Regions from separate parts of the Homo sapiens genome. Here region 2 is linked to region 1. A link is a loop called in an ENCODE intact Hi-C map of the cell type or tissue named here. Cell type or tissue: heart left ventricle. All regions are shown on one strand.

Region 1 (5,000 bases):
TTCCTGCCCTTGTGCCTTCACACTTGCTCCTCTGTCTGCAGGGTCAAGACCCAGGGCTGAGGCCAGCCTAGATAGCACTTTATACCTTTCCATACTGATTTTCATTTGAGTTTATATCTGTTCACCAACCAAACTGCAATCATTGTGAAGGCAAAGGCCCCCTGTGTACCCACCACTCCTTGTCTCAACTGCCTTACAGGGCCAGCCAGTACCAGTGACGTTTAACAAGCTGGGCACCCCCAAAAGAAAGAAAAGAGTGAGCACCATCTTATATTCCCAGACCCCTTTCCCCATCTCCTTGCTGAAAAGAGTTATCTCAGTTACAAAGGGAACAACTAAAGCAGGTACTTGGTATACCATGAGATACATCCCATCATCATATACGTATACCCTTATGGTATGTATCTGCTTTTCCAGAGTTGTAAGTGTTGACAAAGACAATGTCATTCTGGATATTGTCAACACTTACAACTCCGGAAAAGCAGATACATACCATGTATCTTCTAGGTCCATCACTTTTAGTTCTCAGGCTTGAGAATTTACGTAACCCTTAGTATCATCTATCTTGAAAAAGGCTGAAATCAAAACCAGATACCCAGATCTGGAAAGTGGGAGAAGAACAGATACCCTTCACAGTCCAAAAGGACACTGTGGCCGGCTGTCAGGGAGCTGTTTTTCCCAGAATGGAGTCCAGCTTCCCCCTCTGTACATACTCTCCTCCTCATATCCAATGACACGCATTTGTGAAGACAGATGGCTTGCTGCAGTCAGGGGCCAGGGATCAAACCCACAACCTTGGCCTCGTTAGCGAAGGGCTCTCTCTTACCCATGGAGCAAGCCAGCTGCAGCCTGGATATAGTGACGGAGGGTGTGACAGCCATCCACGCCGAGATGAGAACAAGCAGGCGAGGCTTCCGGATGTCTCACCTCAAACCTTATGAGAGCTGTACTGGGCTTAACAACATTTTTTGGACTACCTCAGCAATTGAGGCTTCCTCGTGACAAAAGCAGAGTCAATTATACATTTGGTCAGCCGGCCAGGCAGCACACAGTACAGGGAGTAGGGACTACGGCCCAGGCAGTGTAAGTGGCACCAGACACATAAAGTCAAAGAAGTCACAGAGAGTGGCTTCTTGGAGTTCATACTTCAGGGGCCAGGACAGGAACACATAAACAAGTCCTTCCAACAGGCGTGCACAAGGCCTAAGAATGAAAAGTGGCCAGACTGCTCTGACAGCCCAGCCAGAAGAGCAACTCGCCTGCCCTTCACCTGTCCCCTCCACTCCCCTAAGCTCCGAGTCTCTGAGAAACAGGAAGTGTAGAAAGCCTTGCCCCATCTCACATCCTTCCTTTCAACCTCTGGGAATGAGTCAAAGAATATCAGTACTCATTCCAAAAGAAACGTATATATATATATATATATACACACACACAAATATATATTTCTCTCTCCATATATATCTGTGTGTGTGTGTATATATGTGTATATATGTATATGTGTGTGTGTGTGTATATATATATATATATATATATATGGAAAGAGAGAGAGAGAACACTCATACCTACTATGCACTAAGAAGTGAGGCACAGTGAACGCAATGGTAAGCCAGTCAGCAGACGTGAGTCCTCATGAACTTGTATTTTAATGATGTTCAGTTTAACCCTAATGGTATCCAAACACACTTGGACTCCTCAACCTAATAATACTTAAAACAAACCAATCCGAACTTATCTATCATATAAGGATTGTCCTTCACCCGGGAATCCATATGTTTATCTATATACCCGAATGTAAAGAGACAAAATAGAGTCATGGTTACAGACCCTGGAGCCGGACAGCATGAGTTCAAGTCCAAGCTTTGCCATTTATTAATTGTTGACCTTGGGCAAGTGCCTGTGCCACAGTTTCCTTATAAAATGGAAATAACAACTGTACCCACCTCATTTAACCATACCCACCTCACTGCTGTAAGAATTAAACTAGTCAGTAACAACTGTATTGCCCTCATTGGGTAACTGTACCCACCTCACTGTTGTAAGAATTAAACTAGTCAGTAACAACTGTACCCACCTCATTGAGTAACTGTACCCACCTCACTGTCGTAAGAATTAAACTAGTCAGTAACAACTGTATCCACCTCATTGATTTGTTGTAAGAATTAAACTAGTCAGTAAATGTAGGAAGTGCTTTTTAAGTATTTGCCATTATTACTTCTGTTAGCCTCAAAACTCTATCATTGTTTTAAAAAAAAAAAACTTTTGGAATTCTGGAATCTGTTTTCCAGTCAATTTATAGCATATGAAAATCTGCTTTACTTCTTTGAAGTCATTTAATTTTGAAGGAAAAAAGATATTCCCCAGTTTGATTCATTGATCCTCTTTGCTATTTACTGAAAGTCTACCATGTCCCAGGAACTCCCTATGTAATTCCCAGGTCTGGCTCACAATGACAAAAGACAACCCATGTCAGGTAAGAACAGTAAAAAACTTTCTCTGGGGCCTTGTGGTCACCCTCCTGGGAAATGATGTGACATCTCCTAAGAGTGCTGGTGCCCCTGACGGGGGCAGGGGAACAGTCTCCAGCCACGGCTTTGGGGTGGGGCACGGACAGATGACCGCGTGTCTGGCAGGTGTGAATCCTGACTGCTCCATCACACTTAGCACAGTGAGCGTGTGGAGACTGTTCTGAGTTCATCAAGAAGGGCCAGATCACACTAAAAAATTTGAACTCAAAAGTGAACCACTAAAGCTTTATGAGCCCATAACACAAAGCTGGAGAGGAAAGCTCGCCACTTCCACTGGGGAAGTGTCTGCTCCAGACCTGGCCAGAGCTGGAAGACAAGCATGAGGGCGGGGTCCCCGTCAGCCTGCTTCATAAGACGGGGCTCAATTAGCTGCACAGAACACTGATGGGCACAGGCCAACAATATTCGTTTTTAATAGTCCAGAAAAGTGCAGAAAAAAGACAATCTGGAAGGTAAAAATGTCCTGCTAACAAAATGACTTCATTCATCAATTCTGAGTGGCAAAGTCACATAGGAAAAGAACTTCTGGCCACCCTGTCCATCCCCTCGACTGGGCTATGGAGAGGAAAAAAAGGCAGAAAGGATGTCAAGGGGAGGAAAGTCCCTCCAAACGCACCACAAGCACTTGAGCTGGAAGTTCGAGTGTGAGGATAAGAGTGCAACGTTCACTTCCATTCAATTGACAGGAGAACTGCATTTCCAACACAACTCTGGCGACCACATTTCAAAGCTAGAACAGTGAGAAAAAAATCCAAGGGGATCATTTGAAAGAAAGGGAAAAAAAAAGACCATTACATGTGCAGGGGTCAGCAGTCCAAATGGCTGCAGAAGCCAAGCAGGTAGCAGAGGTGGGTGAAGACAGACTGTGGGACGACAGGCGTCGCAAGCCTACAGGCCTCCAGTTCAAAACCATAACATAGAAACTCAACAGGGAAGGGAGGCTCTTTGCCATTAAATTGGTAAATAAAAGCCTCTGATATTTTTCTTGGGGAAACAAAGCAGTGCTGCTCAGTTTGAGGCAGCACAGTGCCGATGGGATTGTCACACATTCTCAGGAGTGGGACCAGATAACCCGCTTGGGCCTGGGAAAGGCAAATCTGCTGGGGAGAGAAGACAAAAAGGGCAAAGGTTGAGGAGGCTCATGAGAAGAAGGACTGGAAGTGAGCATGGAATGTGAGCCATCTGGGAACATGGCAAGGGGAACAAGTACCAGATGCCAGGCATGCACTGAGATGGGGAAGGACTGGCCAACGGGCTTCACCTTGTCTCTTCCTCATCTGCAAAATAGGACTAACACCTACTTGCCATATGCAATGAGATGGCACCTGGAAAGCTTCTGACTCCATGCTCAAAAACACGTGAATCCTCCGCCTTTCCCCAACCAGCTGCTACGTCCCACCATCCGGCCCTTCATTCCACATACAAACATTTACTGGCTAAAAGCCAAAAGCAGCCACTGGTGTGATTGTGAACCTTTGGTTTAATAGAAAACAGTGCAGAATCTGAACCGGTTTCTACGATGTACTACACCAAACTCTTCTTCTCAATTGTAGCTTTATACATGAGGAAACACAGGCTTAGAAATAACAGGGAACATGCCCATGATCACACAGCCCACAGCAGAAGAGCTGGGATTTGAACTCAGGCCCTATCTGATGCCAGTGCTAAGGGAAGGTGAAGATGATCCCTGTCGTGCAGAAGCCTGCAGTCAAACTGGAAAATGTGACTACCTCCTATGACGCAAAACAAAGGCATCCCAGGGACAGGAGAGCAGCCTGGGAAGGCTCCCAGCGGCACAGGCCAGCTGAAGTCTCTGAACCTAGACACATCTGGCTGCAAAGAACGGGATGGGATCCCACTGGGAGTGGGTGACAAAGGGGTAGCAGAGAATTTATGCTGAGGCGTCTGAGCTTCACAGCAGAAACAGGACTCAGAAGAAAGATGGTGTCGGGGAAAAAGACTAACATTGATAAGATGGCGACAACACAGAAGACGCTCTGACCAGAAGTCAACCCTCTGAAGTCAGTTCTTTCATCGCACAGCACCTCATTTATTTGGCTTTCCCAGTCAGAGTTCACACTCACTCACTCCGACGCGAAGCTCAGGTTTACCTTGGCTCTATCTACAGAAAAGAAAAAGCTTTGCTAAGCACATCAGCAGAGCAAACATGATCTGTGAGGAGAATATTTAATTTGCTCAGGGGAATAAGCTATTTCAAGCCCCTCTAAGCCATCCAGAGGAGCTGCCATTTACTAACAAACCACTGACATGGTAATTAAAATTATTTCACTCTCTCATCAAGAAAGTCCCCACAAGAGACTGGGCTTCTTCAGGACAGAGACTGGGTCCCTCCCACTAGGATGGAGTATGATCCAGCTGCACACCTACTCATGTAGCTGTTGTGAGGATGAAAGGTCACAGTCACTGCCCAGGAAAGGTCAGCCATCATCTTCTTCTGAGATACCACTAACTGGT
Region 2 (5,000 bases), 100 kb after region 1:
GCCTGGCTAGTTGGAACTCTTGACTGAAAAGCAAAGATGGCAAAAGGCAAAGATGAAGGGGCCCAGAAGAAGTTGGCAGAAACAATATTCTGGGAAAATCTTGGTAGTCAGAGACCAGGCTTCATGCCAAGCCTCCCCCCACATCTACACACACAGCGCAGAGGCTAGAAGAACAGGATGGGAGAGTAAAGTGTGGGAAGAGAAGACAATCCTTCCGCTACACTGGCAGAAGAGATGAGTACGCTGGTCACACACACACACACACACACACACAATTCCTAGAGAAGCCTGATACAAGAAAAGGTAACCTGAAAGTCACTAGCGTAGAGCTGGTTTGGCCTGTCCCCGGAGCCCAGCAGGGCAGGAAGTGACTCTACCAGGCAGGGGGATGTTATCAGGCCGGCCCAGAGGGCTTGGAAATGGCCTCTCAGGAAGCCAGCTCCACACAGGCAAGTTCAACACACTCGCAGAGAGCCAAAAGAAAGAGCTGTGGCCGGGCGTTGTGGCTCACGCCTGTAATCCCAGCACTTTGGAAGGCCGAAGCAGGCAGATCACGAGGTCAGGAGATCGAGACCATCCTGGCTAACACGGTGAAACCCCGTCTCTACTAAAAATACAAAAAATTAGCCGGGCGTGGTGGGGGCGCCTGTAGTCCCAGCTACTCGGGAGGCTGAGGCAGGAGAATGGCGTGAACCCGGGAGGCGGAGCTTGCAGTGAGCCAAGATCACCACTGCACTCCAGCCTGGGTGACACAGCGAGACTCCGTCTCAAAAAAAAAAAAAGAAAAGAAAAGAAAAGAAAGAGCTGAAGCCTCGAGGCTGCAGGTCTGTGGGTGGACAAGTGGCACTGAGTCCTGGCCTGGTGGTGTGGAGAGGCCCCCAGGACGCTGAGAGGAGTGTCCAGAGCAAATGAGATCTGGGCCGGGCCTGAGGGACTTCTCCAAGTGTGGCAGGAGTTTCCCAGGTGTGATTCCAGGCGGAAAGGAGGCTCAGCACGGTTGTGAGTGCGGTGGAGCAGAGGCTAGGAAGGGATGCCACAGGCTGCAAGCCAGCTGCAAAGGGTCTCAGAGACCACCTCCCCAGGCCTCAGGGCCTGAGACTCAGTGGCGAGTCACCTCCCTTGGCCTGGTAGGCAGCATTTACTGCGGGTCCCAGGGCTTGGCACCTGGTCGACTGGACACTCGCTGGGGCTAGCTCACTTCAGAGAAAACACTGCTTCCTGTTAGGCTTCGGGCCTGCAAGGGCCAGGGGGGTAGTTCCTCAAGGGAACCAGGCCTCACAGCAAAAGGGCTGAGCCCATCTGCATTTGCGGAGAGATGAGGACCACAGAGGGGCGGTGGAGGGGACCTGAACCCCTCTCTGGGGAAGGCTGCTCAGCAAGTGTCCACCATGCAGGTCCACAAAAGCCACAGGGAGGGAAGGTCATGGGCATTCCGTCAGCCCCGCCAGCAAGCCAGGACTCACCCGGAGCCCCAGGCAGGCAGGGCTACACAGCCACCCTGGAGATGACACCAACAGTCTTCGGCGTGGGACCAGGTCTCGGGTGGACGCCCACAGCCACTCCCAGTCCTGAGCACGTGCCCAGGTCTGCTAAGAGTTACAGGTGCATCTCAGACATCAGTCCAGGGCCTCGGGCCAGTGGCTGGCACACAGTAGGTGTTCAGTAAGAGCTCGATGAGTAATGAATCTAAGTAAACTCCTCAAGGGCAGAGGCCAAGGTGTCTTGTTCTGTCACCCAGGGTAGTGTGCAGTGGCGCGATCTCGGCTCACTGCAACCTCTACCTCCCGGGTTCAGGCAATTCTCCTGTTCTCCTGCCTCAGCCTCCCGCGTAGCTGCGATTACAGGCGTGTACCACAATGCCCGGCTAATTTTTTTGTACTTTTAGTAGAGACAGAGTTTCACCATGTTGGCCGGGCTGGTCTCGAAATCCTCACCTCAGGGGATCTACCCACCGTGGCCTCCCAAACTGCTGGGATTGCAGGCATGAGCCACCGCGCCCGGCCTAAACCTCACCTCTATCTGCAAGGTTGGAACAGGGGTAAGGAGGGATTCAAGGGTACCCAGAGCTGGCTTCGCTTTTCCCTCGGGCATTATTTGGGGTTTAAGTGAGGCTGCAATAACCAGCTCCCAACGACTTGTATACAGAGATAAAGCCTGAAGCCGAATAGAGACCACTAGTGAGACTCTCATCAAAGAGATATGGGGAATTAGCCGCCCTGCAGGGGGTCCGTGCCCTGCCTCAGCTCATCAGAGTCACTCCTGTGAGCCCTGCGGCGGGCACAGCTCAATGCCCAGGGGCACTTGGCCTCCTTGATCCCCCGGGGAAGGTGGGGCTGTGGCCTTTGCCTCTGGAAGGGACTGCCCTTCCTCCTGGTTCCTCCCATGCAGGATAAGCAGCTGACATGCAAAGATTTGATCAGATGAGAAAGAAAAAACTTAAGAGTTTCTTCTCTGTTCCTGGAAGTACTTGACACGAACACAAAAAAAAGTCAACAATTCCGTTTCATTGAATAATTAATTGAGCACCAACTGTATGCCAGACACTGTTACTGGTGGTTGGGATACAGCAATGAACAAAACCAGCAAAAAGCCTCGCCCTCCCGGGGCTGAGAGTCTAGTGGTCACATTCCTGTCTGCATCCCCGCTACACATACAGCACCCCCACATTCTGTGCTGGGCTCGCCAAAGCACTGAATGAACGGCTGGAGGAGGAGGACTGTGGAGTCTGGCAGCCGTGGGCTGAAGCCCGTGTTCTGCACTGCCTCGTTCTGTGACCCAGCCAACACCGCGCTGCTTCAGCTTTGGGCCTGAGTCACAATCAGTACAACCAGAACCCCACCTCCCCGCTGCAGGGCTTGCTACATCCACTATCACTGCTGCTGTTATCAGCCCACCTGCCCCCTGCACCCTTTGCAAAGAAACCGAGCATCTGAACCTTTCCATCCTACTTCCACACACAAGACTCCTGACTCAGTCAGGCTGCTTTCAAATAATGCTGGTGCCGGAAACTGCACTGTCTCATTTACTCCACAAAATAACCTTGCAGATAAAGGTGAGGCTTAGGCCAGGCACAGTGACTCAAACCTGTAATCCCAGCACTTTGGGAGGCCAAAGTGGGCAGATCACTTGAGCCCAGGAGTTCGAGACCAGCCTGGGTAACATGGTGAAACCTCATCTCTACAAAAAATACAAAAATCAGCTGGGCATAGTGGTGCTTGCCTGTAATCCCAGCTACTCGGGAGGCTGCGGTGGGAGGATTGCTTGAGCCTGCGAGGTTGAGGCTGCACTGAGCCGTGATCACACCACTGCACTCCAGCCTGAGCGACAGAGTGACACCCTATCTCAAAAACAAAAAGAGTGAGGCTCAGAGAAGTTAAGTCACTCACTCACTTGAGGCCAGACAAGCAGGAAGTGACAGAACCGAGATCTGAACCCAGGTCTAACAGGGCAAAGCCCACTGCTTTCTCCTGCCCGGGGTTCCTTTCCCCTTTGCTAAAATACCTCTATCTACCTGAAAGACTACCGTTCCACTTGCCCAGGACTGAGGGAGCTTCTGGGACTCAGGACTTTGGATGCTACAACCAGAAAAGTCTCAGGCCAACCAGGACGAGTTGGTCACCCTCACGCCACCACCCTGCCCAAGATCCTCCTCCTGGTGCCCTGCCAGGCCCTGCTTACCCACTCACTGCCACTGAGTCTGACCTCTCCAGGCTCCCAGCTGCACCCTCTGTGCTTGTAAGCAATGCTGTCATTGCTGTCCTCAGGCTACAGGGTCACATTCTGTCTCCCACTCGGACAACCACGTCTAAAGTCTGGTCCTAGAACTCCGGGCACCATAATCACTTGGGGCCCTGGGATCCTGCTTCCTGAGTCCCTAAACCACTAAGACCTCCTGAAGCAGAAGCTCAGGCCCAGCCTGCCCATCTGAGTTGCTAACTAGCCCCCAGGGGACCCTGCTGCCCAGAGGTTGAGCGACAATCCTGAACTGTAAGTTTCCCTGCCTGGTGACCTGCTCACTCTATTTCTTCTGATGCCCCTCTGATACCTGGTGCTGTGCCCACACATAGTAGGTGCACATTAAATGCTAACCATTGTGGTTCAGAGCAAAGGCTCCCACACTTGCCTACTCAAACTAACTGAGGCTGTTTACAAATGTAGATTTCCAGCTTCTACCTTGGGCCGAGAGAATCACCACCCTCAGCCAAGATGTCTGGTAATCTATAAACTACACTTAGTTTAGTATTTGGCTCAAAGCATGCTGCATACCTGCAACACTGGGAGCTTAAGAATGCAGAACCCCAGCTCCACCCTAGACCTACTATATCAGTATCTCTGGGAGTGGGGCTTTGCAATCTGGATTCTAACAAGCTGTCTAGAAGTGATTCTTTGATCCAATCAGTTTAGAAAAACATTAGTGTAATAGAAGAACAGTGAAACTAGTTGGAAGTGGGCTAGAATCCAGTTCAATTAACGGCTCTAGCCTCAGTCTACTCAAGCCCTGAATGAGAATTACCCCTGACATCATTCGCTTGTTGTGATGATTAACTGAGATCTGTGTAAAAGTTCATAGCCAGAATCTGGCACACAAGAGAGACGCAAGAGGCTGGGCACAGTGGCTCACGCCTGTAATCCCAGCACTTTGGGAGGCCGAGGGAAGAAGATCACTTGAGCCCAGGAGTTCGAGACCAGAGTGGGCAACATAGGGAAACCCGTCTCTACAGAAAAAATGAAGAGAGAGAGAGAGAAAGACAGAGAGAGACCCAAGAAATGCAGTTCATTCTTCTTCCCTGCTAGCACTATTTTAACACTCATCAAGTCAGGACAGCTACAGTTTCAGATGATCATGTGATGTGTACAAGGTGGCTTGGAGGGCAAATGCAGAAGATTCTGACTCCAGGCCTGGTGGCCTCTAAAAGGACCAGACCAGATCTGCTCTACATGGTTCTGGTGCTGCCACCACTAGCCACACTTGATGAGCAGGGACAGACAAATCCCATGGG

Evidence for each region. A loop is a pair of places that touch in the nucleus more often than their neighbours do. Peaks named below come from ENCODE experiments on the same cell type or tissue, not always from the same donor. Only the 100,000 strongest peaks of a DNase experiment are listed, where the experiment ranks them.
Region 2: a loop joins it to region 1, with 4 times the contacts of the local background. A loop is called at or near these places in 3 of 110 quality-filtered maps.

The regions. Positions count from the first base shown.
Region 1 is chr14:90,700,287-90,705,286 of GRCh38, forward strand. The region is part of intron 5 of TTC7B (tetratricopeptide repeat domain 7B); the gene reads right to left. Among named protein-coding and RNA genes, the nearest start is that of TTC7B-AS2, 5.5 kb to the left of the region's middle. In heart left ventricle, no CTCF peak of the experiment used is centred here; no DNase peak of the experiment used is centred here.
Region 2 is chr14:90,803,563-90,808,562 of GRCh38, forward strand. All of the region lies in intron 1 of TTC7B (tetratricopeptide repeat domain 7B), which reads right to left. Among named protein-coding and RNA genes, the nearest start is that of TTC7B, 10 kb to the right of the region's middle. In heart left ventricle, no CTCF peak of the experiment used is centred here; DNase peaks (open chromatin) are centred at 399, 2,299, 2,749, 3,719 and 1 weaker place; H3K27ac peaks cover 2,466 bases.